2 separate regions of the Homo sapiens genome follow, and region 1 is linked to region 2. A link is a loop called in an ENCODE intact Hi-C map of the cell type or tissue named here. Cell type or tissue: Caco-2. All regions are shown on one strand. Links, peaks and the distances in the headings refer to the core of each region. The heading gives the core; the rest is flanking DNA.

Region 1 (15,872 bases), core at 5,016-10,015, 290 kb before region 2:
GATCCTACCTCAACAAAAACAAAAAAGAACTAAAACAGGCAACTTGTTTTGCACAGCAATTCTTCTATTATTTTTCTAAGGCAAGATTCAAAACACCAAGACTTGGTATAGAAATATTACAGCTTTTTTTTTTTTTTTTTTTTTTTAAGAGACGGAGTCTTGCTCTGTTGCCCAGGCTGGAGTGCAGTGACACAATCTTGGCTCACTGCAAGCTCCGCCTTCCAGGTTCATGCCATTCTCCTGCCTCAGCCTCCCGAGTAGCTGGGACTACAGGCGCCTACCACCATGCCCAGCTAATTTTTTGTATTTTTAGTAGAGACGGGGTTTCACCCTGTTAGCCAGGATGGTCTCGATCTCCTGACCTCATGATCCGCCCGCCTCGGCCTCCCAAAGTGCTGGGATTACAGGCGTGAGCCACCGCGCCCAGCCAGAAATATTACAGCTTTGAAATACAATGTCAAGCTTTTATTGACCTGAAGAAATGTTCACAAATACCAACTGAAAATAACAAAGTACATAGTGTGATCCCAATGTTATTGTTTAAAGCATACATATACACATATATACATAAAAGGTTAAAGGAATTATATCAAAACAGTGTTATTAAGTGGGAGTATCAAATCATTTTATTTTTATATCGTTCTGTTTAAATTTTTCTGTAATAAACATGTATTACTTTTTGTTCATTTGAATTTCATGCTACATACCAAATTATTTTTACTTTTTTTATTACACAAGTAAGAATGCATATTTCTTTCATAATCAGAAAAAATAAATAAATTGACTCCAAATCTCACCACCCAAGAACTCTTACAGTTGACATTTTAGTGAGTTGAGGTATTTACATTATTTTCCCACAAACGAGGTTTGTGGAATTTAAAGAGATTTTCCTTTTACGCATCTACAGGCATCAGGTTTGTGGCCTCCTTTTCTTGTGACAGTTTCAGATAAGCACTTTCTCCTATCACTTACACTCCTGTGTCAGAGCAGCGCTGGTTGGCACCTGAGGGTGTCAGCTGTCACCTTGGGGGTGGTCCCTGCAAGAGCTGCCTCCATCTTCAACAACCAGCCTCACTCTGGCCCTTCGCTGCAGGAAGACACCATGGAGGAGTCTGGGTGGAAGTTGGTGCACGGCGACGTCTTCAGGCCCCCCCAGTACCCCATGATCCTCAGCTCCCTGCTGGGCTCAGGCATTCAGCTGTTCTGTATGATCCTCATCGTCATCTGTGAGTGTGCCCAGCGGGGCCGGGCATGGGGGCATGGCTTCCTCTTCCAGGTGCCTCAAGGAGAGAAGGGTGGGCTTCCCTCCCTGGAGAAAGGGAACCAAGCTCCTGGCACCAAGTGGGCATGTCAGTATCTCTGGGCCAGACAGGCCGTCTATCTCAGCAACAGCCCCAGCCCCAGCCCAGGACTGGTGATTCACCTCACAGCCATTTACAGAGCCCACCATGTCTCCTCCATCAATGAGGCAACACATCATTGCTGTGAGCTTGGCCTCCTTTTGTAGTCAGAGGCCAAGTGACCTGCCCAAAGTCAGTACCAGGATTAGGATTGAAATCAAATATTTTTTTCTTTAACAAAAACCCCACTAATATATAGTAATTTTAGACAGCTTTGGAGTCAGTCTGCCTAGATTTACATCTCAGCCTCATGCCTCCAAGCTTTGTGACCTTGGACAGGCCACTTGACCTCTGTGAGCCTCCGTTTCCTTATCTGAAAAATAGGGAAAGTAATCACCCTGCAGAGTTGGTAAGGTGGATTCAGAGACCTGGCATTTGTGGTGCCCTCAGCCCAGCACCTGACTCACTGCAAGTGCTCTGTGGACCGAAAGCTGCGGTTGAGATTTGGCCAGCCAAGGCCCAGCAGCTGCTGCACCCCTCCGAACCCCAACTAAGACCCAGTCTTCCCCTGTAGAGGGTAGGGGACTATGCTGTTGAGAAGACAAGGGAGGGGGAGCCTCATCTGCCCAGAGTCCTCCTGTCAGCCTGTCCAAGGTGGGCCTGGGGCTGGGGCTGGGGCTAGAGGCCTGGTGATCAGCCACCCTGCCTTTCTCTGCCCTTCCTCCCTCCCTCCCTCCACAGTTGTAGCCATGCTTGGGATGCTGTCGCCCTCCAGCCGGGGAGCTCTCATGACCACAGCCTGCTTCCTCTTCATGTTCATGGGGTAGGTGTGTCTGAGTGGGCTCCCGGGGGCGGCACAGGCCTCCTCCACACCAGCTAATGGGTCCCCTTGGTGTGGATCCCTGCCATTTTCCCACAGGGTGTTTGGCGGATTTTCTGCTGGCCGTCTGTACCGCACTTTAAAAGGCCATCGGTGGAAGAAAGGAGCCTTCTGTGTGAGTGTCCTAAACCTTCTCTTGTTTGGTGGGAAGCAGAGAAGCTTCTTCCTGGGCTCCTCAGGAGAAGGTAGGCAGGTCCTGGTGGGGATTTTTGGGCCAGAAGCTGAGCAGCAGCAAGACATAGCAGGAGCAGCACAGGTCCAAGGGCAGGAATCCCAGGCTGTTACCCACAGGCTCGCAGCAGAACCTCCCAGGGCCTCCACTGCCCCATTTGTAAAATGAGGGATTTGAACTTAGGTCATTTTTAGCTGACATTGTCTGATGGCTCAAGCAAGAGAAGAAATAGGGGATTCAGAATAACAAGATTTAGAATAGCAGGGCAGCTGAGAGAACACCCTGAGTAAAGAGGGAATTGCCTGCCTAAGCCTGAAGAGGCCAGACCCAAGTTCCTGTCAGCCCATTTTCCAGGCTGGTGCCTGCATTTCTCTTTGGTGAGGATTGCTGCCCTTCTCTGGCCTCCTGGAGGTAAGGAGAGTTCTTGGCAGCAGAAAAGCGCGTAGCAACCAGAGGGGGTCTCGAGATTGACCTCACCTCCCAGGGATCCCCGAGCCCCTTCTCCTAGAGCGAGTGAGTCTCTTAGAGGACTAGGAAGACTCTTGGGTGCCCACACTCAGAGAAGTCTCTGGGCCCAGGATTCTGAAGCCATTCTCACCGCTGTCAAAAGCTCAAGGAGAGCTCAGGCTGTATCAGTTCTGGCTGCGACGCTTCTGGCACAAAGTAAGCCCTCGGTAAAGAAAAGTTGTGACCGTGACTATTTTGGGAGGATCAAAGAAAGGTTCCTGAATTGTTTTTTGTTTTTTTATTGTTGTTGTTTGTTTTTGAGATGGAGTTTTGCTCTTGTTGCCCAGGCTGGAGTACAATGGCGCGATCTCGGATCACTGCAACCTCCACCTCCTGGGTTCAAGTTATTCTCCTGCCTCAGCCTCCCGAGTAGCTGGGATTACAGGCATGTGCCACCATGCCTGGCTAATTTTGTTTTTTTGTTTTTTTGTTTTTTTTTTTAGACGGAGTCTCGCTCTGTTGCCCAGGCTGGAGTGCAGTGGTGTGATCTTGGCTCACTGCAAGCTCTGCCTCCTGGGTTCACACTATTCTCCTGCCTCCACCTCCCGAGTAGCTGGGACTACAGGTGCCCACCACCACACCTGGCTAATTTTTTTTTTTTTTTGTATTTTTAGTAGAGATGGGGTTTCACCATGTTAGCCAGGATGGTCTCGATCTCCTGACCTCATGATCCGCCCGCCTCGGCCTCCCAAAGTGCTGGGATTATAGGCGTGAGCCACCACGCCCAGCCAACTTCCTGAATTCTTGATGATTTGAGCATTTTTCTCTGGCCACCATATGCCAAGAGCCAGGGATCTAGAGAGGAGTAAAACTCACCACTCCCTCCTGGCAAGATTCTTCCCTGGAGAGGTCACCAGATACCCTCCAGGATTTCCCTCGATGGATCCTACATCAAACCCAGTCTTTTTCCCCCAAACCACCCCTTGCATCTAGTGAGCCCATCATTGATCCAGGCCCCCCAAGCCAGAAACCTGAAGCTGCCTATCCTCCTCCTTCCTCATGCCTCATTCCTTCTCAGACATCAAGTGCTAAGGATCTTCCTACCAAATGTTCTGTGAATGTTCCGTGAATTCCACCCCCTCCCACCCCCATCTCTGCATCTTCAAGGATTCAGACATCTTTGCCTCTCACTTGGCCCTCTGTGGTCTCCCTACAAGATTCTGACCCTTCCCTGGTGCCTTTCCACAGGGGGTCATCTCCAACAGCCTGCAGCAGTGTGGGTGTACTCTCCTACGGCCTTGCCTGTGCCATCCCCTCTGCCTGGGCCACACCACCCTTTCTTCTCACCTGGCTGGTGTCACCTCATCCTTTAAGTCTTAGCTCCTGCATCAGTCCTCCAGAGGCTGCCGCCTCCCCCACCTCCTACCCCGAGCCTGGCAGAGCCCTCATGAGACCTAAGTAGCACTTGGCAGAGCTAAGTAGGGGCAGGTGTGTTGTTCTCTACATAGGGGTCTGCCTTTCTCCCTGGAGCTTTTTTTCCTACCTAGCACAGTGCCCAGTTAGTAAATTTCAGCCAGGAAGGCAGATGAGGAATTCTGTGCTACACAACAGAGTCATGCAGGAACACAAAGGAAGGGAGGAAGTGACCTTTGAGCCGGGCCTTGAGGAGGATTTCAGATGAAGGGACGCAGCCAGCAGTGGGGCCTAAGGTTCTGGAATGGCCTAGATCCCAGTCTGGCTCTGCATTGGTTGATAACTTTCAACAGCCCTCTGAGCTTCAGTTTCCCCATCTCTCCAATGAAGATAGCTAGGGTTAACTGCACATAAGGACCTTGGTATAGCATTAGCCCTCAGGAAATGGATCCTCTGAGGTGTTGATGACCTATGCAAAAAGGCCCAGAGACAGGAATGTGCAGGAACAGTGACCAGTTGTTGGGTGCAGGGCTGTGAGCCAAAGATGAAACTGGCAATGGAGGTTTGAGCATCAGGTTCCGGAGGGCCTTCGTCATTGTGGTTAGTGACCCACCTGGATGCTCAGGCTGCCACAGCAGTCCCTGGCCTGGTGATCAGTGTGGCAAGAAGGTTCATGCCGGTTGTGGTGGCTTGTGCCTCTAATCCCAGTCCTTTGGGAGGCCGAGGCAGGAGGATCACTTGAGCCCAGGAGTTTGAGATCAGCCTGGGCAACACAGTGAGACCCTGTCTCTACAAAAAATAAATTACTTGGATGTGGTGGCATGTGCCTGTAGTCCTCCTAATCAGGCAGGTGAGGTGGGAGGATCACTTGAGCCCAGGAGTTTGAGGCTGCGGTGAGCTATGATTGCACCACTGCACTCCAGCCTGAGTGACAGAGTGAGACCCTGTCTCTGAAGAAAATAGAAGAAAAAGTCTCAACTGTAACTCTGGTGCATTGACTAGACTAGAATCCCTGTGCCTATACCCCACCCAAGAGATTCTGACTGGCAAGAATACACTGCAGTAGGTCAGGAGCATGGGCTCTGGGGTCAGACTGCCTGCGTTTATACCTCTGCTGTACCTTCAGGAGGCTGGGTGACGTGGAGGTGGTGAGGGGTTGTCTTTAACATCGCCAGGCCTCAGTGTCCTCATTAAAAGGAATAATGGTAGACTTTCCTTCCAGACTTGCGTGAGGATTAGGTGAGACAAGGTACATAGGAACCCAGCATCTGCCACCCCAAGACTCAGAGCTTCACCATCCTTCTAGGCAGTTTGGGTTGGGGCCCAGACATACGTGTTTTGTTAAAGTTGTTTTTTAGGGTTTTTGTGTGTGTGTGAGACAGAGTCTTGCTCTATTACCCAGGCTGGAGTGCAGTGGCATGACTCGGCTCACTGCAACCTCTGCCTCCCGGGCTCAAGCAATCCATCTGTTTCAGCCTCCCAAGTAGCTGGGACCACAGGTGCGTACTACCACGCCTGGCTAATTTTTTGTAAAGACAGGGTTTCACCATGTTGCCCAGGCTGGTCTCAAACACCTGAGCTCAAGCGATTCTGGAGGTAATTTTTCTCCCCCTCAAAAAAAAAATTTTTTTACATATGTATATATTGGGTAGTTAACGTGTTCTTTTTTTCTTTTTTTTGAGACGGAATCTCGCTCTGTCGCGCAGGCTGGAGTGCAGTGGCACGATCTCTGCTCACTGCAACCTTTGCCTCCCGGGTTCAAGCAATTCTCCAGCCTCAGCCTCCCGAGTAGCTGAGACTACAGGCATGAGCCACCACACCGGCTATTTTTTGTATTTTTAGTAGAGACGGAGTTTCGCCATGTGGGCCAGGCTGGTCTCAAACTCCTGACCTCAGGTGATCCACCTACCTCGGCCTCCCAAAGTGCTGGGATTGCAGGCATGAGCCACCACGCCTGGCCAGAGTAGTTACCGTGTTCTCAGTGATGAGAGTACATCAGAGAACAAGGTAGACACACTCCTCCCAAGGAGCTCACAGTCTTTTGGGGATAGGCGGATATTGATCAGGTAGCCAAAATATGTAATTACGAACTGGGATGAGAGCAAGAAGGGGCAGTATTAGGGACCTGAGAGGGCATAGAACAGAGTCCTGCTCAGTCTGAGGGTCAGGGAATACTTTCTGGAAGGAATGATGCTTGAGCAGAGTCTGAAAGACAAGGAGGGCTTAAGAGCTTCTGGTCTGGGGGCCCCACCGGGACAGGTAGGGGAGGTCCCTGGATGCTGCTCCTCAACCCGGCCCCTCTTGCTCCAGACGGCAACTCTGTACCCTGGTGTGGTTTTTGGCATCTGCTTCGTATTGAATTGCTTCATTTGGGGAAAGCACTCATCAGGAGCGGTAAGTGCCTCCCCTACCCTTCCAGCCCCTCCCCAGCAAGCGAGGACCAGTTGCACTCAGCCCTACTCCCAAAAGCCACTTCCTGCCATTCCCTTCCCTTTTCTGAGTCCCCAGAGTTACGTTCCCAGCCATGAGGGCAGAGGGCCAGCTGGGGTTTCCCCAGCCCTGCCCTTGGTGTGTCATGCCCTGGCCCTGGCCTTCCTGTGAGATCTTTCAGTCAACTGACCCAAGCCCACTTCTCTAAAGGGAGGTTTCCACAGTCCAGCGGCCAACTGGGGAATTTCCCTTTGTCTTAACCAAGAGTGAGCTGCCCAGTGTGAGTTTATTAGGTCATTATCCCAAAGCAAGCCTGTCCTCCTCAGTGTCCCTGCCCCTCAGCACCAGCCCCTGCAGGTGGAGGAGAGAGGAAAGGAAGGATCAGGTTGTATTACCCTTAGAGCTGGGAATCCTGCCAGCCCCAGTCCAGTGTGTTACTAGCAGCTGTCCAAGACTCACTGAGGAGGATTTTGAACTCAGTTGTGGGGAGGGGGAGTGGGGTCTTGGTCAATTAGCAGGACTGCAGTTGAGATGTGGCAGGCATTTTGCTATCCTAGCCTTAGCACGTAGAGCCCTCTGCCCTCCACCTGGGGGTGGCGGTAAAGGTCCTTGCATGAGGCTTCACGTCCAGGCTTACAGAGGAGGGGTTTCTTTCCCAGCAACTTAGGAAGCCACCCTCAAGACACAGTCATGCCCTTCCTCTCACTTCACCTTTTTTATCCCTGTGTTCCTTCTCCCTTTGAGCATTTTCCTCCCAGTTACCAGCTGCTCATTATAAACATTCACTGTAGAAATTTTGGAAAGTGCAGAGAAGTTAAAGAAGAAATTTAAAATAACCCCAAATCTGCTCACCCAGAGATAAATACAATGTAGGTCTTTAATATATGTTGTCTTTTTTCCTTTTTATAGATATACTTACAAAAGAATTACATAATTTAAAATTTATAAAATAACAGCAAACATTTATATGATGCTTGCTTTGTAGTAATACTGTTCTAAACACTTTATATATATATTTCTTTTTATGTGATTCTTGTAAAAAGTAAGTGTAGAGAAGAGGATAAAGAAGAAAATGAAAAATCAGTTCTAATCCCCCATATCCCATCTAAGGAAGTATTGTTAGCTCTTTGGTATAGGCCTTTCCAGGCACAAATATAAATAGATACAGTTGTCCCTTGGTATTCATAGGGGATTGGTTCCAGGACCCCTGAAGATACCAAAATTCAAGGATGCTCGAGTCCCATATATAAAGTGGCATAGTGTTTACGTACACACATCCTGTATATTCTGACTCTTCTCTAGATTACTTAAAATACCTAATACAATGTAAATGCTATGTAAATAGTTGTTATACTATATTGTTTTTTAATTTGTATTGTTGTATTTTTTGTTTGTTTGTTTTGAGACAGGGTCTCACTCTGTTGCTCAGGCTGGAGTGCAGTGCTGTGGTCTCAGCTCACTGCAACCTCTGCCTCCCGGGCTCAAGTGGTCCTCCCACCTCAGCCCCACTGAGTAGCTGGGACTACAGGTGTCACCACCACACTCGGCAATTAAAAAAAAAAATTGTAGAGATACAGTCTCACTGTGTTGCCTAGGCTGGTCTCAAACTCCTGGGCTCAAGTGATCTGCCCACCTAGGCCTCCCAAAGTGCTGGGATTACAGGCGTGAGCCACTGTACCCAGCTTATTTTATTGTATTTTTTTTTTTCCTGGACATTTTCTTTTTTTTTTTTTTTGAGACGAAGTCTCACTCTCTCACTCTGTCACCCAGGCTGGAGTGGAGTGGCAAGGTCTCAGTTCACTGCAACCTCCACCTCCCAGGTTCAAATGATTCTCCTGCCTCAGCCTCCCAAGTAACTGGGATTACAGGTGCCCCCCACAGTGCCCGGCTAATTTTTTTTTTGTAATTTTAGTAGAGACTGGGTTTTACCATGTTGGCCAGGCTGATCTTGAACTCCTGACCTCAAGTGATCTGCCCACCTCAGCCTCCCAAACTGCTGGTATTACAGGCATGAGCCACTGCTCCCGGCCTTCCTGAACATTTTCTGTTTGCAGTTGATTAAATCCACAGATGCAGAACCCATGGATACAGAGGACCGACTATGTTGTGTTTTTATTAAAATGGAATCCTTCTATACACATAGTTTATAGCCTCCTTTTTACACTTAATAGTATATCATGTAGTTTTATTCTGACAAGATTGGGAGCACTTTGTACAGTGTTGTTTTTTCCCTTCTTTTCTTCACATAATGTGCCACATGTAATCTCTTCATTTTGACCTCTTCATCTCTTCACGTTCTCAGTCCACTCCTTCCTGTTCCTCCCCTACTTCCTCCCTGGATGGTGAGCTCCTCTGGGATGCTGAGGTGCCTTCTTCACTGGGAGTCCAGATCAGGGCTGGGGTCAGCCTCAAGAGATTCTGGCCAGGAGCCCTGTGGTGGGGGCAGGGAGTGTGCTTCTGCTGCACAAGTCGCCTCTCCTTCTGTGGAGCCCAGAAGGTCCCCTCCCCCTTGCGCAGCCCCCATCCCGGGCATCAGGGCCTCGTGGGGGCCTCATGGTGCCATGTCTACAGGTGCCCTTTCCCACCATGGTGGCTCTGCTGTGCATGTGGTTCGGGATCTCCCTGCCCCTCGTCTACTTGGGCTACTACTTCGGCTTCCGAAAGCAGCCATATGACAACCCTGTGCGCACCAACCAGATTCCCCGGCAGATCCCCGAGCAGCGGTGGTACATGAACCGATTTGTGGGGTGAGTCCTCCAGCAGAGGCAAGAGCAGGGGAACGTGGAAGAGGGTACGCCCCCCTCCGCCACCAGAAGGGTGCGGCAACCAGAGTTCCTGCCGCTTCAGCCGGCTCTAATAGAGTTTATGAAAGCTTAACTTCACTCCAAGATCAAGGTGACCAGGTTGTAGGCAGACTTGGTGTCATCCTAGGAACCAGGACAAGGAAGGGGAAGGATGGAAGGGTATAGTGAGACAGGTTAAGACCATCACTTGGACCTTGGGCAAGTCACCCCACCTCTCTGCACCCCAGTTGCCCATCTATAAAATGAGGAGAATAATGCCCACCCTGCCTACCTCTCAAGAGATTATAATAGTACAGAAATATGCCAGAAGAATTAGCACCACCACACTCGTGTAGGTGCTCTCTCTTCATGCCAGCTTGGGAAGGAGCTTGGGGCTTCCTGGTGGCCTGGTCTCTAACAATGTCAACCTCTCGTTCTGTGGCAGCATCCTCATGGCTGGGATCTTGCCCTTCGGCGCCATGTTCATCGAGCTCTTCTTCATCTTCAGTGTGAGTACTGGTGCCTCCCCCACCCCTCCACCCATGCTAGCCGGGTCACTCCCACTCCACTCGGGTGCTCTGCTGCCTACTGCCTGAGAAAGTTCAGATGGGCCACTTCACCTCTCGGAGCCCCATTCTTCACCCTGAAATTGGACAACAGCCTTCCCTCTCAGGGCAGCATTGAAAGTGAAATGAGGCTGGGCGCGGTGGCTCACACCTGTAATTTCAGCACTTTGGGAGGCCGAGGTGGGTGGATCACAAGGTCAGGAGTTCGAGACCAGCCTGTCCAATATGGTGAAACCCTGTCTCTACTAGAAAATACAAAAATTAGCCGGGCATGGTGGCACACGCCTGTAGTCCCAGCTACATGGGAGGCTGAGGCAGGAGAATCACTTGAACCTGGGAGGTGGAGGTTGCAGTGAGCCAAGATCGCGCCACTGCACTCCAGCCTGGGTGACAGAGAGAGACTCCATCTAAAAAAAAAAAAAAAAATTTAAATGAGATATGTGGTGTGTGGGGAGCCTGGTGTGTGGAAAGGGGGACTTGGTAAATAGAAGCTGCCTCAGTGATACTTCAGTCATTCCCCACCATGACTAATAGCATCGTTGCACCTGGTTTCATTTCTGGGTCCTTGCACATCTTTACCTCTCTGTGTTACTCACAGCTCCTGGGAGGGTGGACAGAATGATTCCTGCTTGTCAGGGTCATTGTGAAGTTGGAATAAGTCATTGTAAAAATGCTTGACTTCAGGAAATGCTGTTGTAATGGTGATGATGACTCCTCCCAAAGAGTGCCAAGATGAAAGTTGGTAGGAAGGCCCTTCAGAGGCATGTAAGTGTGGCTGACCCAGCTCGGGGCCCAGCACAGATGGTACCTTGTACCAAGTCAGTACCGGACATGTATCTGCTATTCCAGAGTAGTGGCCCAGCCCCTCCCTGCTGAGACCACCTCACCCACACAGGTTTGCCTGGGAGAAGGGTCAGAGGAGGTGTTGGCTGCCCATGGTACCAAAGCCCATGTGCACTTCCCAGGGAAGCCCCCTCTGTTTCATCTGTGTGACTCTGGGCCAGTCACCAGCGTCTCTGATCCTTGACTTTCTTAGCTCTACCAGGCCAAGCTTTCATAGACACACACATGTAGCAATTGTATATGAGGCATGTGGCATAAGGCCTAGCGCTTGGTAAGCTGCTCAAGTGGTGGTGGCTGCTCTATAATTTTGATTTGGATAAGAATCATTATTTTCTACAAGCTGCTGAGTTCAGGCTGGGGTCTACCCAGAGCAGGTCAGTCAACCCCTGGCCCCTCCCTAAGGACAGTGTGGCTCACCCCCTGCTCTGGGGAAGAGGGGCCAGAGCCACATGCCAGGCCCACGGGCCCTGATGGTGTCATGATGATGTGTCCACTCCTGCCCTTGTGACAGGTTGGTGTGCCAGGGGAAGGGGAGCAGGGTGGTCAAGCCAGCTGAAGCCCCACTGTGTGTCCACAGGCTATCTGGGAGAATCAGTTCTATTACCTCTTTGGCTTCCTGTTCCTTGTTTTCATCATCCTGGTGGTATCCTGTTCACAAATCAGCATCGTCATGGTGTACTTCCAGCTGTGTGCAGAGGTGAGGAGAGCAGGGCCAGGAGGCGGGGGAGGGAGAACTGGATCCAGCATTGAACGGGTTGATGAGGCTCTGCGGAGAGGCTGGGTCTGGGCTCTTCATGTGGCCCCTGCTTCTGGCTCTGAGCTCTTGGGCCAGTACGTTGCTGTGCCTCTCCCAGCCTCCATGTATTCAGCTGTACCCTGGGCCTAATGAGATACCTTCCAGCTTAGTTGTGTGGGGTACTCACCACAGCTAGATGAAAGGACAGTAGATTTGCCAGTGCCAAGTCCACTCCAGTAGTAGTTTCTTCAACAGGCTGATGCACACTGGGTGGCCTGCCCTCCCTCTGGGAACTGGCCATTGGCAGAGTGGGTGAAGCCAGGGTTTGGGATGAACAGTCCCTCTGGGCTGGGACCCTGGCTCCTCCATGAGTAGCTCTGGGTCTTGGGCGGGTTGCTTAACTTCATGCCATCCGTTCCTCCTCCACATGATGGGGTGAGTGAGAGGACCTAACTTGGAGGGCTGCTCTCAGGATTAAATGAGTGGATTCATCTATAGCACTTAGAGTGGTGTTTGCCAGCCAGGCACGGTAGCTCACGCCTGTAATCCCAGCATTTTGAGAGGCTGAGGCGGGCAGATCACAAGGTCAGAAGATCGAGACCATCCTGGCTAACATGGTGAAACCCCATCGCTACTAAAAATACAAAAAGTTAGCCGGGTGTGGTGGCACGTGCCTGTAGTCCCAGCTACTTGGGAGGCCGAGGCAGGAGAATCACTTGAACCCAGGAGGCGGAGGTTGCAGTGAGCCGAGATCGCACCACTGCACTCCATCCTGGGCGACAGAGTGAGACTCCATCTCAAAAAAAAAAAAAAAAAAAAAAAAAAAAGAATAGTGCCTGCCACATGCTAAGCATTTGCTCGAGAAATGTTAATTATTTTTTTGTTGTTGATTTTTTTTTTAATGAGGTATAAACTGTAAAGTTCACCCTTCTTTGTCCACAGTTCTGTGGTTTTTAGAAATGCATACAGTTCTGGAACCACCATCACAGTCAAGCTGTGAAACATTTCCATCACCCCATATGTTACTGCTCTTACCAGAGTCTTCAGCCCCTCAAGCAACTGTGAAATTGGTAGGAAGGGGTTCTGCCCCAGGACAACACTGACCTTCCTCTGTTTCCTCCTCAGGATTACCGCTGGTGGTGGAGAAATTTCCTAGTCTCCGGGGGCTCTGCATTCTACGTCCTGGTTTATGCCATCTTTTATTTCGTTAACAAGGTACTGCCCTCCTTGAGGAGGTCCTCTTAGTCCTCATAGGGTAGGAAGGTCAGGAGGAGGATGCTGGGAGAAAAACCCAAGTGCCTGAATCTTCCTTTTCCACCCAGAATGGGGAGGACCAAAGCCACCTAGAACTGTTCCTGCTCTAGAAGATGGATCTTTTTAGGAAAGAAAGAATCTGTATTCTGTATGTTTGGGAGACAAAGGCCATCAGGATACGTGACAATGTGAATAATGCTTGTAAAACTTACGAGGTATAGCCATAGCCAAAGCAGGACTTGAAAGCAATATGTCACCTGCAGTGCTCTTCACAGGAAATAAGAGGGACTAATAACACCTTGAGAAAAAGGAAAAGATAAGAGTAACATGAAAGAAGAAAAGTAGAAAGGAGTTAATAAAGATAAAAGCACAAAATGCTGAAATAGTCTAAATAGTAGAACCCAAATTTAGGGCTGCAGGTATCCTGTCTCTGCAGGTGTTCTCTTCTTCACGCAAGTACTGTTCAATCCTGCAGAGTAAGGAGAGGATGGGAAAGTTTTTCACAGGCACCTCGGAGCCCTCCTAACTCTGTGACCCCACATAGGTAAAGTGTGGCCCAATAATAAGAGGGAGCCAGGCTTACCTGACTAGGGCAACTCACAGAGCTCATTGTCCCGAGAGAGAGACGTGGGCAAGAATACAGATGTCCCCACGACAGTTTTACTAGATTCATTCATGATACACAAACCAGATGAGCCATTGAGAGGAATTTGGAGGAGCCCTGTTGGGCCCCTCACCTCCAAAACTAATACTCAAGACTTACTCTGACCTGCTGTACTTTGGGTCTCCAGAGCCCAGAAGCAAGCAGTCCTCTGTGGCAGTCAGGCGTATTTGCAAAATAGAGTTGTAGGTCAGTTGATCGAAGCTGGGAATGCCGTTTCCCAAAAACAGTCAAGTTGGAAAAGACTGGAAGGATCATTTAGTGTAGTGCTGTACCCCTACCTCCAGTCTGGTGACTGTGCCCCTCTTCTCTAACAGTCTCAACAGATGATTCTCTAGCTCAGGGGTCAGCAAACTGCAGCCCGCGTGGGCCAGCAGGCCTGTTTCTATAAATTTTTATTGGAACACAGCCATGGTCATTCATTAACATATCTGTCCATGGCTGCTTTCACACTACAATGGCAGAGTTGAGTAGTTGCGACAGGGACCATATGGCCTGCAGAAACTAAAATATTTACAATCTGGCCCTCTAAGTAAAAGATTGCAGACCCCTGCTCTACTACATCCAGCAACAGAGAAGACACTCCCTCCTAACATTCCCATTCTTTCTGGACAGCTCCTGTCATTATCAAGGTCTTGATTCACACTGCAGTCTCCCTTGCTGTGACTTCCATCTTTAGACCTTAGTCTTAATTCTGGGATCATCTAGAACAAATCTAATCTCCCTCCTCTATAGCCCATATTAATCATAACTCTCATAAGTGGCAAGTGACTAAAACTCTATCAAAGTAGCTTAAGCAAAAAAAAAGGGAAAAAAAGTAGCTTAAGCAAAAAGAATGTATTTGCTTATATAACTGGAAAGACTAAGAAATTGGAGTTCTAGCCTCAACCATGCTTAGATCCAGAGTCTCAAAAATATCAGGGCTCAATCCCAGCACTTCGGGAGGCCGAGGAGGGTGGATCACAGGGTCAAGAGATCGAGTCCATCCTGGCCAACATGGTGAAACCCTGTCTCTACTGAGATACAAAAAATTAGCCGGGCGTGGTGGTGCACGTCTGTAGTCCCAGCTACTCAGGAGGCTGAGGCAAGGGAATCGCTTGAACCCTGGAGGCAGAGGTTGCAGTGAGCCAAGATCGTGCCACTGCACTCTAGCCTGGGTGACAGAGCAAGACTCCATCTCAAAAAAAAAAAAAAAAAAAAAAAATATATATATATATATATATATATATATGTATGTATGTATGTATGTACACATACATACCAGGGCTCTGTGCCCACGCCTTAGCCCTGTGTATCTTTTTTTGGCCTCAGTCTGCAGGCAAGATCTTTTCACAAAGTAGAAAGATGGCCAGTGGCAGCCCTAGAGTCTACTCTTTCCAGCTTTGCAGCCCTAGAGCTAAAAGACTGTCTTTCGTCTACCATGATACGTCAGCCAGTGAAGACACGCTGCTCTGCTCGGGTGACATGCCCAGTGCTCACTGTTTTCCAGGTCCAATAGCATCACATATTCAGACAGACTGGCTTAGGTCTTGTGCTAGGAATTTTTTTTTTTTTTTTTTTTTTTGAGATGGAGACTCGCTCTGTTGCCCAGGCTGGAGTGCAGTGGTGCGATCTTGGCTCGCTGCAGCCTCTGCCTCCCGGGTTCCAGCGATTCTCCTGCCTCTGCCTCCTGAGTAGCTGGGGTTACAGGTGCACACCACCACGCCCGGCTAATTTTGTGTTTTTAGCAGAGACAGGGTTTCTCCATGTTGGCCAGGCTGGTCTTGAACTCCTGACCTCATGTGATCCGTCTGCCTCAGCCTCCCAAAGTGCTGGGATTACAGGCGTGAGCCACCGCACCTGGCCTATTTTGTGCTAGGATTGATGGCCCCAACAGGACCAGGTGTTTTGAGTGTTCCTCAAAACATCTGGAATATGGAAGACAAGGAACACGGTTAAACAAAACTAGAGATCACATCACAGCCTCTTGTCCTTCCTCCCTTCTGCTCCAGTCTTCTTGCTCTGCTCAAAAAATCTCTTCCTCCAGCCCCAATGCCTTATGTATAAAATGAGGAACTTTCTGGCTCTGCCTCTTTGCCTCGTCCCTTGCCTCCTTTTACCACGGTTCTGCTCCTTGTCCCTCCCCCACCCCTCCCCCGACCACCAGCCACAAGAATGCATATAACAAGAGATGGAGGCTGGGTGCATATGGTTCACACCTATAATCCTAGCGTTTTCAGAGGTGGGAGGATAACTTAAGTCCAAGTGTCTGAGACCAGCCTGGGCAATAGAGCAAGACACCATTGCTAGAAAAAATATTAGCTGGGTGTGGTGGCACACACCTATAGTCTGAGCTACTTGGGAGGCT
Region 2 (15,872 bases), core at 418-5,417:
TATTAAGCCACATTTACTGGTAAAACTCACTATATAGAACACAAATAATTTTTATAGAGAGCATTGAGGAGGAAGTCCTCACCTGCTTAGAAGAGCCACGTTAAGTTGCATAGGTGCATATCTGTAAAAATATAATTTAGAGGTGAAGCCATTAATAGAGTCACCTTTAAAAGTTGGTGCCATCCACTGTTTGCCTTAAGTGCTTACTATCTGGAGCCCTGTGCCCCTCCCCGGAGGTGGGACCTCATGAAGGAGCTGCCCCCAGAGGAACCCTGAAGAAATGGCTTGTACTATCTGCACTGAAAGTCTTAAATCTCATCTCAGATATGGAACTCATGCTCTTCCAAAACATGTCTAAATTATGCCAGAGGACTAAAGACCTCTTGGGTTGTCCCTAAATCCTGGATGGCTTGATCCTGAAGGCAACATGAGTCATTCTGACCTTCCCACTCCCAGGCTGCCCAGGGAAGAACTACATTCATCCCACAGCTCTGCAGCAAAGTCCTGCCTTCCCTTTTCCTCTGTCCATGCAGTTACCCACCAGCAGCCAATAAGAGGTCTCTCTTCTGACTCCTGCTCCTAAATGGACCACATAATTGAGGCATATGGGCCATCTACCAGGTGGAAAGTGTTTTTCAGCCAATCTGAGTTCTACGTGGTATAGGTTTTTTGTTGTATTTTTAGGTGGAAACGTAGGTAAAAAGTGAGAGGTTTTTGTTTGTGGCTTTGCTAAGCAGATGAGCTTAGTGAGGTGCATCTTCCTCCTCAAGAGCAAGTCTTGCAGAACACACAGGGACTGGGGGCATCTGTACATGTAAACAGTACACTTTCACTGAGTCCAAAATTAGGAGCAAAAATACAAAGGTTCACATTGGTCTTAGGTAGATACAGGCGAAAAAGGATTGAGCTGTTTAGCTCAGAAACAACAAAAACAAAGTTTCTAAAGCACCACTAAATTATATAAAAATCAGACCATGGACGGATTGAAACTGGTATTCTGGTGAAATACTTTACTATTTTGTAAAAAGTTTTACAAAAAATTACAAATTAAAAGTATCAACCCTCTGAGTTCAAAGCAGCATTTTGAAAATGAACTGGTAGTTAATCCTGTAACCACCCTTAGAGTTGTAAGTGGCCCTTGGGAATAGGGATGGATGGGTTCCACCTGTTTGAAATCCTCGAAAACCCTCCTAACTCCCTGCCTGTCCCCCTCCCCGTCAGCACTGTCCTTGGGAATAAACTGTCCTTTGTAAGAGTGGTGACGGTAAAATGAATTTCAGATGGGTTACACACACTATCACTTGTCTACCTGATGATCCACCACTAAGACCAATGCCCACTTCTCTGATGCTACCCTTCTTGTGGGATTAGCCTCCTGCAAAGACTCTGGAATTGGAGTATCCTACTCTTGCATTTCCTTTTTAACTTAGGATCCCAAATGATCACTTTGTGCCCTGAGGCCCTTCAGAAGATTTTTAAATGGCTGTGGGACAAGGGCTTTGGGAGCTCCTTTTGGGAGAAGGCAGTCCCTCTGGTGAGGGTGAGACAGCAGTGAGCTTAGTTCATCAGAACCAGCTCTTTGGTGCCCTCCAAGTCGGGAGTAGGGGGAAGGGGTTGAAGCTGCATCTTTTAAAACAAAAGCAAAACAAGTTCCCTGACTGAGCCAGCTAAATGGAATCCTGTTTCCATGCAGAAACTTGCTCCTGATTCTGCCATCTCTAGGGCTTCAGGTGTAGTTTCACTGGAAAGGAGGAGCCCACCCAAGAGGTGGGGTCGACATGATGAAATCCATTGTCCTGGAGGGGCCTGGGAGGCCCAATGGACTTTAACAACATATTCTTTCCTTTCTCTTGAAAACACATTGAACCTACGCTCTTGCCGCAGTACTAAGGCAGGCTGGAGGGTGGTCAGTTCCAACAGCTTGAACTCAGAAAAACATGACTTCAAACTGTAGCTTATGCTGATCTTTAGATCTAATCCTTGTGTGGGTAGGGGGAGGGAGCCCCTTCCCCAGTCTTTCTCACTCCTGTCTGCCAAGAAATGCAAACGGTTCATGTCTAGCTTGGGTACTGCCTCTGGGAGGAGAAGTGACACGTTAAGTAACTGATACCAGGAATTCTAGGGTGGCGATTGTCTCTGCCAGGTTTTAACATTAAGATTTTCACAAATAATTGCCTGGGGTAACATTTTTGCAAAAGATCTTACTGATTACTTTGTAGTATTGTTCACACACAAAAATAAATATTTACACGAATTCAAATGTTGAGTAGTACTGAGCAGGTGGGGCCAGATGTGTGGATGGCTGGGGTGTGGGAGAGGCCTTGGGCACTGGAGGTTGTGCTGTGCTAAGGGTGAGTCTCAGGTGTCCTGGCCCTGACCAGAGGCCTGGGGATTGGTCAGATGGAAGGCAGAGGTGGTGTGGCTGGATGGGGTATTGGAGGCCACTTGAGAGATAACGACCACCCCCAACCTCTAGGGGCCGGAAGTAAGCACGGGGTGGGCACCCTACCTTTCAGAGTTCTGGACCTGAGGCAGGATGGGGCATCCTCACTGGTGCCCCCCCCATCCCTCCTTGGGGGGAGTCTGCCACAGTGCCGGGAGGCAGTGGCCACAGCTGCAACAGGCAATTGGCTGCAGAAAAGCTGGTTTGGGAAGGGGTGCCTGTTCTGGGAGCGAGTGGCTCTCCGTGGCCATCCTAGGATCCACTCGGCCCTGGCTCCCCTGGGGCCTCTCTGCTCTGAGGGAGGAAAGGCAACAGAGGGCTTCTGCCAGCTCTGGGCAGGGGCGGGCAGCAGAGAGCTGCTGTCATGGCTACGGAGTGTTGCACGGAGAGGCCCTGGGGGCCTGCTGAGGTCTGGGCGAGTCCCTGGTTTAGCAGCACTGGTAGGTATTGCACTGAGCAAGAGGAAGTGCCTATCAATCAATCAATCAGGGAGGAAGGAAACCAGGCCAGCTTTTTCTTTTTGCCCTTTTTCACACTCCAGGGATTATGGGTTTCTTCCAGGACCGGCCCCTCCGGAAGGGCTGGTCTTAGGAGAACCCAAGTGGCTCCTCCACTTCCACTGATCCCTTTACTCCAAACATGGCGCAAGGGGATGGGAGCTGCAGCCCGCCCTGGAGCTCACGGCTGCCTGATAGCCGGGGCTCACCCTGAAGAAGTGGCCCCTCTTGGCAGGAGTGAGTCTGAGGGGCCAGGCCTGTGCACAGAAGTTCAGACCTGGCTCCTGGGCAGCGGGGTGTGAGGGCAAGGGCCCTGCCAACCGGCTGCCATCTCCCAGCAGTCCGTCCTGTCAAGCAGCTGAGGGCCAGAGCTGGAGGGCTGCAGTGGCTGGTTAGGGACAGGACGCTCTCTGGGTTCCAGCTCCTGGACACCCAGTCTGGACTTACTTACCTCCCAGGCAGACACATTGTGTGGGGGAGTTGGGGTTACAGCTGTTCAGAACAGGCTCAGGGCACATCCTGGAAAAAGCCCACGCTGGAGTGTGAGGTAGAATACAGGTGACCATGGACTGGGGCTTCTGTAGAATGGGGTCGGGGTGCCTCTTTTGTTTTGCTTTGCCATGGGTGTGGGTGAGGTCCTCCTGCTTGGCGTTGCCTAGGGAGGTGCCTGGTGGTGTCCCTGTGGCAGCACTGGGATCTGCAACAGGATGGCCTGGCCAAGGGCTAGCGGCCACAGGGTGCACCAGGCATGCAGAGGAACAGCCAGCCTGGCACCTGTCCTGCCCCTACTGGCCCCAGCCCACATCAGTGTAGTGATATGGAATGTTAGGTATGGGGATACATCCTTCTGATCAGACAGACACAGACTAGCAATCTGTACAAACACAAAAGAATCCATTTTCAGAAAAATAAATTACTAAGGGGAGAGGAAGAAAGGGTCCACTTTGCTTTTCTCAATAAATATGCAATTCTGCTCACCTAAGACTTGAAAGGTAATTATCTGGGGGTGGGATTCTAACATCAGGGTCCACGAAGGTGATTCTAAACAGAGCTGCAGCCCCAGCGCCTTGTCAGGGGAGCCCCCAACCCTTCCAGAGCTGCCCCGTTGGCCTCTTCCAAGCAGGTCAGAGCACCCGTGTGGTGAGATTCCAAAAAAAAAAAAAAAAAAAAAAAAAAGTGTCCTTGTGCCCAAAGTCTCAGGTGCTTGGAGTGTGGCTAGAAACAGCTCTTTTGGATCCCACCTCTTTCAAAAACAAAATGTACCAACTGGTGAGGCAGGAAGCCAGGTCCAGGCTGGGACAGCCTCCTTCCCTAGGGCAGTGCGCTCCAGGTGCCGGTGGGGTCAGTTCTGCTGTAGGATGAGGTTTTCCAGTTCATCTGCAGAGCGCAGCAGGAAGGCAGCAGACTCCCGGTAGCCCGCGATGAGCTGCCGCACGGCGCTGATCTCCGTGGGGCTGAGCTGAGCGGTGGGCACGGGCCTGCTGGTGCTGGTGCTGGAGGGGGTGGGCGTGGGGGTGGTGGAGGTGGTAGAGGCCCCGCCTTTCATGCTGAGGTCCGTGGGCCCTGTGGAGAGGGAAGTAGGGTGAGAAGGGAGCAGCCACCCTGCCTGGCATCTGGGAGGTGTACCTTCCTTGGCACTGTCATAACCTATGGCCTAGTGCCCACTGTGAGTTGGGCACTGAAGTCCGTGGCTCTGGTCCATCTCCCTGATGGCTCTATCCCTAGTGCTTAGAATGGGCCTGCGGGCGACAGGGTTCTCAGAGAATCCTCAGGGTGATCTTGCAAGGATCCGGTTTTAGGTGAGGAAGAGGCGGCCTTGGGGCAAAGGAACTCCTAAGATCTGCCTCTCCTCAGTGTGGTGAGCAGAGCTTGGGAATGGGAAATACTACTTCCATTGAGGAACTGTGGGACAAGTGCTAAAAGAAAGCCTCTGCCAGTGTGCCTAAAGGAGCAGCACCCATCTGTGTGCTCTTCCCCAGCCCAGACACCGAGGCTGGAAGGGGAGATGGTGTGCAGGAGACTCTGCAGGTAGGCAGGGGCCCAACACACCTGAGAGATGCGTGTGGGGAAAGCCCAGGAGGAGCTGAGAGTCGAGCCACAAAAGGCCAGGAGAAGAAACATCTGTGTGCCCAGACAAGAAAGGGGCTTCTGTCCAGCTGGAGAGAGGCCAGCTGCCCTGGTTGTCTGGGGGGAGAGGTACAGGCCAGACTGGCCAGGCCATAACTGCACCCCCAGGAGGGACCATGGCAGCCAGTGGATGGAGGAAGGGGCTGGGTGTGTGAAGCCTCTTTCTGCTAAGCCTCAAGCACCTCGAATCCCCCCTCCTGGGAGGAGTCCTGTGCCTGAGTGAGGTGGAGGGTTCATGCTGCTAGGATACGAGGGAGTGTGGGCCGGAACCATCAGGACAAGACTCAGACTCGCTTCTGGAGAAACTGCCCGCCCTTTGTCCTCGGATGATGGCAAAGAGGGAGCCTGCCATCTTTCAAAACACACTAGGGGTGTGCGTGTTGGGGAGGGGACCGCCAGGCCCTGTCCTCTCTTGGCCTTTCCCAAGAAGCTCCTGGCTTTGGAGTCAGGCAAGTGTGGATTCAAGTCCTGCTCTGCTACTTCATTGGCAAATTCTTTAACTTCTCTGGGCCTCAGAGCCCTCATCTGCCAAAACTAGGCGGCTCCTGCGAGCAGAAGCTGAGATGCCGGCTGTGAAACACTCAGCACAGGCTGAGGCTCCTTCTCAGCCCACAGGAGGCCTGACTGCCTAGACTGGCCCAATAGGGAAGGGCTTCCAAAGAGGTTTCAGGGCTTTCTGAATGGGCTCCCAGGAGACCTGGAAGCTCCTGGAATTTGAAAAGCATTCTACAAGGTGTTCGGCAAGAAACAGCCAAAGAAGAGAGAATCTGGGCAGGTGCAGGCAGAGCTGCCGCTTCCCTGGGAAGCCTTCTCTGATGCAGCCAGGTCAGCTTCTCTGTTGTCTGCCCTCCCCCTGGAGTCCCTTCCCCACAGCTTTATCTTCCACGGGGGTGTGAGGCTCCCCCAGCTACCCTGAAAGTTCTGATGGTCACATTCTCTCATGATTGCATCTCCATGGCAGTTTTTATGCTGCTATGAAGAGAGATGGACAAGCTCTTGTCACGGGAGGTATCCAGACTGGAAGTAACATCTTGGGATAAACTATGGAAACCTGACTGCTGCTAAAAGGAAGCTGGTGCAGCCCCCAAATGGGGAAGGAAGCTGGAGTCTAAGATGGGACAGTTTGTCACATGGGGTTATTTCCTCTCCGGCCAGAGAATGTGGACACCAAGGAGGAGGTCCTAGGAACTATTTTCTAAATAGCGTCCTTGGAATTGAGAGTTAAGGAAACAGTTGAGTCTGTTAAAATCAAACACAGGGGGAAGGGGTTGGGGCTGTGTCTGGAAACAGCAGCCAAACAGGTGACTGACTCCCAGGGTGTTGTCACAATGCGGGACTGAGAAGCTTGGAACAGGAGTGCCTCTGCTAACTTCTGGATATTGCAGGGGATGGACCCAGAGGGATGCGGGGGAAGAGGGTCTGGTTCTCTCTAGGGTGGTTCTGGTCCCCTCTGCGTCATGCTTGGGAGTGGCCAGAGCCTCCTGGCATAGTCAACATGAGCAGTGGTCCCGGTTCCTTTCTTTTCTCCTCTCCCCAAGTGCTATCCTGTTCATGCCTGTGCTCAGAGCTTCCTCCCTTCTCTCCTGGGCTGTAGCTGAGGCTTGGAAAGGAGAAGGTCCCTGTTTCCTGCAGCTGATCTGATCTGGAGACACCCCCGTGTAGACTCTGGTTACAGCCAGATGCTCAGGTTGCCGAGGGACTGCCGTATGGTGGGTAGAGGGATAGGAGTGAGCATGAGTTACCCAGCACCCCAGGCAAGACAGGCCGAGCCTGATTCTATCTAAGCTGATTTGCATCTCCAGATGACAACATAATGAGCAAAGTGAGGAGCTCTGAGCCATTAATACGGCTGCCCGGCTGAGGTACCAAACTGATTGAACAATACTTGAAAGGCTGAGGCTGGGGAGGCCAGTGGGGCTGGGTGGCCCTGCAACCACGTGGCTGCCTGTTGTCTTCCTTCAACTGCTGGAGGATTTAAACAATGTTCTTCAAATGAGGTACTAGTGCTCAAGGACAGGGGCTGCCCCAGGCAAGGAGGTAAATGACCAGATTTCTGCGTCAGTGGCCTCCCCACCCACCATGAAGGAACCAGGGTATTCACAGATGGGAGACTGAGACCCCAGGATGCACAAGGGCAGAGCCAGCTGCCTCCCTGGAAGAATCATTCTCTGGCTGCTGTTTGTGCCTCTTGGGCAGGTGTGAACGGGCAGGCATGAAGCAGGCTCAGCCCTAATATGAGAGGCCCTTAGGAGGGTCAGGGGGACTTGGCAGCCGCAGCCCTGAAATAGGTCATGCTGGGTGGACACCAGGTAGAGGCTTGTCACCATCGCCTGCTGCTAGGAGGGAGCAGGCCCCAGACCACCCTCACCTCACCTGCTGAGCCCCAGACCCCCATGTGTAGGGGGGGCAGGGCTTTTCTTCCTGGAATGAAAGGAGCCCGCCTAGGACAGCCACTCCACCTCTCACCGTGCTGGCCACTCCGGCCTTAGCTTCAGGGATTAGGGCCAGGCGGCCTCTTATTTTAGGTTAAGAGGCATTAGGAAGGGATGAGGAGTTAAGCCCAGGCAGGAATCTTCCAGGGACCTGCATACACTTCCTGGTTCTGGGGGGTGGCGGGGGTCAAGGCGAGTGGAGGCAGCCTGGGCTTCCTGCCATGGGTGGGGACTAGCTCCCTCCCTTGCTGCCCAGGAACAGTGAGGGGTCTCCTGCAGCCAAGGATGGGGGCTTAGGGAATCCTCAGGCATGTTTAGCCAAGACCTTGCACCAGGGTTCCCCAGCTTACAGGTGGCACCTTTCTCCAACCTACTCAGGTTCCTCAATTCTTCCCTTCATTCCCTGGCTTCTGAACGACCCCCAAAGCACATGGCTTCTGCCTCTTGCTCTGCCCATTCAAACCTTCTTACAGGGGCAGACAGAATGACACAGACCACACAATTCACGGCCCTTCTGTGCTTAAAACCTAGCAGGGGCTCCTCCTGCACACAGAACACAACCCGAGTGCCTGGCCCAAGAGGTCCTGTGACCCACCAGGCTGACCCCACTCCTCCCCTGCTTCCCTTGGCCTCACAGTAAAGGGGTCTGAGGTTCCCCATTCCAGTTCGTGCTCACGGCAGCACCTGACTCCATGAGGAAGCCTCTGTCTCTTCGGGGGCTGTCTCCTCTAATGGTCTGTGCCCCATCTGCGCAGAGTAGCCTGGGGAGTTACCGGAAAAGCACCTACTGAATCACCCAGCTACAGGAGCGGAGCGAGGGAGCAGGTGTGCACCATCACCCCAGGTGTCTCAGATGTAGGCTCCATGAATGCAGGGGCAAGAACGGAGGCCCAGCACCCAGGTGAGGAAAGCTTTCACCTCACAAGGCAGGCCCTGAGCTGAGGCCTGGGGAGGGAGCCGCCCTGCAGGCCAGCGGGGCCACAGCTGGGCCAGGCCAGCAGCTGTCTCACTGAGCCTCAGTCGCTATGGGTGAGACAGACGGGGCTGCGGAGATTCAACTCAGGCCAAGAACAGGCCCTTGGCTGGGACTCGGCACCCACAGGGACCCTGGGGGAGTGGAACCAGTGAGAGGCGCCGGTAGTGAAGGTGGGAAGTGTTGGAGCAAGCGTCACTGGCGGTGAGAAGGGGGCGGTAGGTTTTTGCTTTAACCAACTGAGTCTCCTTCACCTTCCAATCTAAGGACCAGCTAAGACGATGAAGTGGAAGGGTGCCAGAGCCGCCCCTCCTGCTCCCTATGCTGTGAGGCAGCCCCTTTCCATCACTGGCCTCTGCTTCCCTCTCCCCATTCCGCTGCCCAGGGCTGCTCTGCAGACCCAGCTGGGTGCTGGTCGGGAAGCCAGAGCCCAGGCCTCCCCCGACTCACCATTACTGTGGTTTCCTGTTTGGAGGGAGGCAGGGGGCTGCAGGTTGCTGCTCAAGGCCCCGTACCCGCGGTAACTGTAGTTGAGGCCGCCGTTGGCGTACACAGGGTCCTGGGAGTAGGAGGAGGCTGGCAGTGAGTAGGTGGAGTGGGTGATGGCTGCGGAGTCCCGCGAGTGCTGCTTGTCCAGGGCTATGGGCTCATCCTGCAGAGGGGAGAGGGGGGCGCTGGGGAAACCAAGGGGCAGCTGGCCCCAACTACCATCCCTGGACACAAGGTGGATAAATGCTGCGGCCCCAGGACTCCTGGGACCCAATGCTGCGGTTTGACCTGTGGGATTCTGTCTGTCCCCTCCCCCAGCCACCTTCCCCCCGGGGGCTTTCCCCAACTCTGCTCATCTCCCTGTCAGCGTATTTGATCAGGGCCCTCTGGTCTCCAGATGAAGTCCAGGCTTCCGTATGAGGTCTGAGGAGCTCTGAGAACAACACACCTGACCTCCACCCACCTCCTCTCCTTGTCTTTGCCCTCCTGTTCCCCCTCTGCCCTTCTCCCGACTGTACCCATCACAGCTCCCTCAGTCCACACCCATATAAGGCCTGCCCTCCCTGGCTGCCCAGGAGCGGCCCCTGTAGTGGCTGCGGTGGCAGGTACCTGTGAGGACTGGTAGATCTCTAGACGCATCCGCTTGGCTGCCTTTCTTGTCTCGCTCTCACAGGCAGCTGCCAGGATGTTTTCTGCCATGGCCGAGGTCAGATGGGGTGGCGTGGGTCTGGTCTGCAGGCAGAACGGGGATGGAGCTAGCATGGGGCCCGTGGGGGCCCTGGGCTTGTGCAGAGACCCTGCCCCAGGGGTGGGTGGCACAGGGTGGGGTTTGGGCTCCAGCGCCTCAGTCTATGGAGCTGTGTGATCTTTCTGGGCCTTAGTTCCCTCATTTGCAAACCAGGGATTATGGTACTTGCTTCCAGGGCTCCTGGGAAGACCCTGGGTGAAGGGGCCCGGGCATCCTGGGAGTGTGGCAGGAGGTCAGTAGTGGCACCGAGGGAAAGTGTGGGCCAGGCAGGGGGGACTCACCATCTCCATGCCGTTCTTCTTCATGCGACGGCAGGACTTGAGGTACGTGCGGATGCGCTTGCGGGCCCGCTCCTGGAACTCAGGGAACTGCCGGCTGCAGGACTCGATGATGGCCTGGATCTTCTCCTTGGGCTGCTTGGAGATGGGCACCATGCGGTCCAGGTTCTCGTCCACAAAGAGACGCACAAACATCTGTGGAGACACGGGCCATGGGAAGGGCTGGCCCTGGCCTTGCCCCCATCCCACCCCACCTGTTTCCGGCCGGTGCTCACGTTGAAGGCCTTAAGACGCTCAGGGTCCATGCCTTCAGAGTCGTTCATCTTGTCATTGTCCTCATGGTCATCGTGGTCATCGTCGTCATCATCTGCCGTCGGGGCCCGGCCCACTGTCAGGTCCTCAGGGCAGCCGCTGACCTCGGTCTTGATGGAATCGTAGCTCCCAGAGCTGTAGGGGGGGGACTAAAAGGAGGGCAAGAGGCAGAGGGTTGGGCCAAGCAGCTGCTCAAGCCCTTGCTGGGTCTCCTACAGGCGGTGAGCTTGGGGACCAGGGTGGCACGCATGCCCTGCTGCCACGAGAGCCATAGCTGCGAGGCCCTGAGCAAGTCACTCCCCTCTTCTGCTCCCTTCATCTGTGCAATGGGGACAGCAATGCTACCACCTCCCTCCCTGGGCTGCCGCAGGGAGGACCGACTGCAATAGTGTATGCAGAGACCTGGTTCCCGGGGCTGCTGAGCGCTTAGGAGGGTGTCAGCTGTTTCCTCAGCAGAGGCCAACACCAGGACCTGCCACGTGTACAGGGGAAAGGCAGACATGGAAAGGACTCCCACCACCCGCCAGCCTCCTCTCGTGCCAAGATATATTTTGGCTTCGGGGTTTTCCTCCCTGATCCCCAAGGGGCTGCAACCCCAAGTTGACAACCGAGCTGTCACCAAAGCAACGAGCATGCTGTCTGTCGGGAGGAGGAACAGATGCGCTGGGCGAGGTAGCCAGCCAGGGCGACAGGTCCGTTCAGCAGGATGCGTTCCCGCAGCTCCTGAGCTGGACTTCTCCTGTCTGCCCCCCACCCAGGACAGCACAGTGGCCCCTTGAGAATATGCGGGTAGAAAGGGAGAGGGAACCGGATCCGGCCTCCCCCAGCAGTCTCCTGTCCTCCAGTAGAGAAGGGCTCCAGCCCTCTGCTCCCACCACGAGTTTCTCCCTGGCCAAGCCCCTCAACCATCTCTCCTTAGGAGCAGCTCCCTCTTTTCCCCCATGCCCCTCCATCTTCTCATCCTTCATGGCTCAGCTCCCACACCACCTGTCTCCTGCCCCTGCCTCGGGGCACCGCTCTGGGACGGCTGAGGACCACTGTTGCCTTTCGGAAAGTTTGTGCCTTCGATGTGTCCTAAGTACTCGTTCAGATCGTGACTGACAGTAGCCTGGGGACACTGTCCCTGCCCTCAAGGAGGTTGGCATCTAGCAGGTAAGGCAGGCTCAGGGAACAGGTGGCGGTATGGTCAGACCCTGTGATGTGGCAGCATGGCCATGGCACAGCCCGGAAGGGAACAGCACTCACTGAGGAGCAAATCCAGGAAGAAGGGCATTGCCTGGCACCTGGTCCCACAGCACGGCCCCCGCCAGGCCTCTCTCCCTGGGACCAGGCCCGCAGGGGTTGGTGCCCTAGGGTCACTGGCCTGGTGCCTGTCTCTTCGTCCACATACAGACTTGGATAGGGGCAGGATGCCGAGGGCCCCCGCTGGCTACCATAACTGGCCGTGTGGCCCCAGGCAAGCCACATTCCCACGCCACTCCTCAGCCAAACCCTGAGCCAGGGCCAGGGCAGACAGATGGAGAAAAAACTAAGATAGGAGCTGCTGGTGGCGTTCCTGCTCTCATCTCACTTCCCTGGGCCCCCCATGTACCCTGTGGCCACAGTGGCAATGGCTGCTGAACACAACTCACCCCCTTCATGGAACAGCAGCTATGCCTGTCCCTTGGACCCAGGCAAAGCCTGCTCTGGCCAGAACCTGCTCCCAGCCACCTGTGCTAGACACATAGCAACAACTCAGCACTGAGCCCATGGTACAGAATGTCCCCACGAGACATTCCAAATGAGGCAGGCAGTAGCACCTACTCCACTCTCTCTGCAGAAGAGAAAACAGGCCCAGAGAGGGAGAAGAGCCTGTCCAGAGGTGTAAGCTCCAGGAAGGCACCTCTGGCCCCCGGGCCCAGGTTGGAGAAGAGGCACTACTACAGGAAACCTTAGTGGCCCGGAGGCAGCTTGTGGAAGTGTGGGGGAGGCCCCAGGAAGCAGGGGGGATGCCCACTGGTAGGGGTACGTACTGTGCCCACCCTTACCACCGTCCATCAGCCTAGTCAAAGGAGGAGTTCCACTGCCCACATCCCTGGGCCCTCGCCCTTTTTTCGCACGACCTATAAAATGGGGACAGGCACGCAGACAAACCAGGCAGTGGGAGGCCTCGTACCTGGCTGTGCCGAAAGTGGCCACTTGCTGTTATCCCCAGCAGATGCTGTTCTGGGGGAGGGGGATGGGTTGTGGGGATGCATATCCACCTACCACCTCTACCAAGGCAGGGGCCGTCAGCTCCACTTCACAGGCTCGGAGAAGGGGGCCTGGCTTGGGGGCACACTCCAAGCCATCTCCCATTCCAGAGCTTCACCAGGAACCGAACACATACCAGCCACAGCCACCACCCTGGCTCGGTGTCACACACATGGGCTGGCTCCAGCTAAGCTCTGGGCGTATACAATTTCATTCTCGCCTCGCGACAGCCCTTTACAGAAAGAAATGGACTCAGCCCCCAGCCCCACACACCTCGGGGGTGGTCTTCACCCCGTATTTGACGCGGCTCCGCAGCCCGTCGGCACCGCAGCCATCCGAGGGGTAGGAGGCTGTGCCAAGTGCCGTGGCCGGCGGGAGCTTGTCACACAGGTTGATGGGCTGATCCTCGGCGGCCGTGGTGAAGTCCATGGGGGCCACGGCGCCGTTGCCATTCATCTCGGGGAAGGCAGGGTCGCCCTGCGTGCTGCTCGACGTGGATGGGTTCAGGGTGGAGGAGCCATTGCCGCTGCCACTCTCAGAGGAGGAGTCATCTGGAATGAGAGGCCTGGGTGTGAGGCCCCACCCAAGGCACTGTGGCCACTGCAGCCACCTCGGAGTATCCCACCCTGTGTCCTCCTCATGAGTGTCCCTGGGTTGGGGTGAGTGCTGCTACCCCACCTCAGAGGCAATTTGCCCCAGCCCACAGCCTCAGCTGAGGCAGCCACAGGGTCCCCTCTGCCAGAACAGAGGGGCCATCAGGAGGGGTGTGGCCAGGCAGGGCTGTGCAGGGCATGGAGGGTCTTCCTGCACCCCAAACTCGCAAGCGTTATGTCCAGGCTTAAGGGAGACCGAGCTCCAAGGGTTTGGGAGTGAGTGGCCTGTCAGAGGGCCCTGGAGGCCCTCGAAGCCCGGCCAGGCTCTCCCTTCTCCCCAGCTCCCAGGACCGCACCTCCCACCCACCCTGCTCCTGCTGCCGGGCACTGCCTTGCAGCTTCGAGCTCTCAGAGCCCCTGCCCACGGTGGGCCCTCAAATGTCTCCTTCCTCTGCCGGAAGCAGGAAGGATGGCTCTACTGTGACCTCCAGCCATTCACTCCCTCCTGTAAGCAAGCCCAGCCCTGGCAGCCTAGGCACAGGCACGGTGGCCCCCGAATCTGCGCTCCGTGCAGGCCCCACGGCCTGGGACGTGCAAAGCCGGGGCTGCAAGGTCTGGGGTCTGCACGCGGCCCCCGAGTGGGCCTGCCCGGCGTCTCAGGGTGGGCAGCCCCGGCAAAGCACTGCGAGGGCGCCCCCTGCCGCAAAGAGCGCGGCACCGCCAGCCTGCGGGCGCGGGGGAGGAAACTTTAACCAGGGGACCAGACAGTTCCAGATACATTCCAGGCCTCTCTGCCCACCCAGCCCCAGCCCCAGCCCCGGCCTCCTGCTTGCTCAGCTGAGACGGCAGAGGCTGAAGCTGCACGGGAACTCCCGGGGTCACTGTCAGGTGAGCACCCGCGAGGGTCCCGGGGAGGTACGGGTGACCCTGGCGGCTCCACACCTGCACCCAGAGTGGGTGGGGGAGGGGTGGTCACAGCGGGCCCTGCCGCCCCTTCCCCCAGGCCAGGGTCACGCCGGACCCCACCCCCACCCTCCCAGCCGGCAGATTATGAAGATTTAGTCCCCGGTGCTGGGCACTGGGCACGCGCACCTCCAGAGCGTCCCCATGGCGACCGAGCGGCTCTAGCGCCCCAACCAATTGCTGGCCTCCCGGCTGCCCGGGGGCGGGTCCAGGCTGCCCATCATGCAGCCAGGCCGGGCAGAGGGGGATGGGAGGCCACGGCGGCGCAGTGCACCCCTCCCCCTCGGCTGCAGCAGGTCCCCTGGGCCAGGCGTCCTGTCCTCCTTCGGGCAGCCTAGCTCCACCACTCCCTCCATCCTCCCGCAGGGCAGCTCCGGGCTCTGCTCAAAGCCCGCCCATAGCTGCCCCTCACTGGCTGCATCCTCGGAGTCCCGGCCCGCGCTGGCTGTCCCCGGGACCCCACAGCCTACTCGCGCCCAGTCTGGAGCCAACACATTCCCCAGCATTTTTACTGAGCACCTACTGAGTGCTGGCCTGGAAACAAAGTAATGACTGCAACCAAGGTGCCAGACCTCCTGGGGGACAGATGTGCCTTACTCAGCCTCGTGGGTAACAGGGAAGGTGAATTGTGAGAATGGGGGTGCCCACTTTCCTCCACCCGGGAACCAGACCAGCTCCTCATGCAGCTCCCACTGGCTGCTCTCCAGCGCCCAGGCCACCCACATCCCACCTGTGAGAGCCAGGCCTAATCCTCACTCCCCTGTCCCATGCTTTCCTGTAGCTGAGTAAGAGTCCGGCCCACAGCCACTGGCACTCTCAGTCCTGTGACCTCTGCAGTCCCCCAGCCCAGCCTCACTATCCTGTGCTGGAGCTCTGCAATCTGCCTGCCATGACACCTCCAGCTGAGCAGATGGCAGCCAGCCTTCAAGGTCTGGTTCCACACTGCCACTTCAGGCTGGCACTTTTCTCCACTGTCCCTAGGAAGGAGGCACTCACGCCTCCAACCCCAGCTTGCTGCCCGGCCCTGCCAGGGATCCTCATGCTCCCTTCCCCTGGCCCAGGGTCATCGTGAGGGCCATCTGCCCCACCAGGACAGACCCTGTCACCAGAGAAGCCCCTGCACCTGAGGTCCAGGAGCCTCCACGGGGGACAGGGATGACACCCATACTGGCTGGTTACCCACGCTCCCATGAGCTGCAGGGGGCCCATCCTTCACCCACCTTGCAGGTGCGACTTCACATACCGACACCACCCTCACAGGCCACTTGCTTGACCTTGGAGGGCCTTAGATTCCTCCTCTGGAATGAGGGGCTGCTCCTCAGTGGGCATCGTGCCTGGCACACAGTGAGCAAGTGGTCACTGCCTTCATCACAGGCACCAGGCCCAAGGCTGGCTGCAGTGCCACACCCTACATAGGCCCAGAAGTGACATCCCATCATCCCACCACCCACCTCCCAATCAGGTTTTCCCGAGAAGATGGACTTGCCCTCCGCCACTGTGAGCTCCAGAGACACGCTGCTCAGGGTGCTCCTGGAGCCTCTACCAGGTCAGATGCCCGGCACGGGGGCCCAGACTCTCCAGCTACCAAGACCTTTGCCTCGGGGCTGTGCCCCCGGCTGCCTGGCTGGGGATCGACAGGCACTAGTGCCGGGGCAGAACCTCCCCTAACTGCACTCAGATGCCACCCTGGTCTGGCCAGGGAAGTGGTTGGGCGGGTAAGACCCGTAAGGCACCAGGTGCTAGGACCTCGTATGGCCAAGTGTTCCAAGCTGTTAGAAGAAACTG

Evidence for each region. Peaks named below come from ENCODE experiments on the same cell type or tissue, not always from the same donor. Only the 100,000 strongest peaks of a DNase experiment are listed, where the experiment ranks them.
Region 1: a loop joins it to region 2, with 6 times the contacts of the local background. A loop is called at or near these places in 5 of 110 quality-filtered maps.

What each region holds. Positions count from the first base shown.
Region 1 is chr20:32,148,541-32,164,412 of GRCh38, forward strand. TM9SF4 (transmembrane 9 superfamily member 4) reads left to right here. Exons shown (of 18, transcript NM_014742.4): 10 at 1,094-1,226; 11 at 2,082-2,163; 12 at 2,260-2,335; 13 at 6,563-6,646; 14 at 9,254-9,429; 15 at 9,911-9,974; 16 at 11,452-11,571; 17 at 12,736-12,825. Among named protein-coding and RNA genes, the nearest start is that of TM9SF4, 47 kb to the left of the region's middle. RefSeq lists enhancers at 690-1,581, 4,306-4,600, 10,854-11,745 and a silencer at 4,306-4,600. In Caco-2, for the core only: a CTCF peak has its summit at 7,274; DNase peaks (open chromatin) are centred at 6,771 and 7,281.
Region 2 is chr20:32,443,314-32,459,185 of GRCh38, forward strand. It overlaps NOL4L (nucleolar protein 4 like), which reads right to left. Exons shown (of 11, transcript NM_001256798.2): 6 at 12,805-13,082; 7 at 10,263-10,448; 8 at 9,991-10,182; 9 at 9,571-9,693; 10 at 8,923-9,124; 11 at 1-4,503. The coding sequence ends at 4,283. Among named protein-coding and RNA genes, the nearest start is that of ASXL1, 93 kb to the left of the region's middle. RefSeq lists enhancers at 2,109-2,770, 4,683-5,184, 13,273-14,188, 14,189-15,104, 15,105-15,872 and silencers at 13,582-13,851, 13,862-13,911, 14,342-14,491. In Caco-2, for the core only: no CTCF peak of the experiment used is centred there; DNase peaks (open chromatin) are centred at 2,562, 2,692, 3,327, 5,240 and 4 weaker places.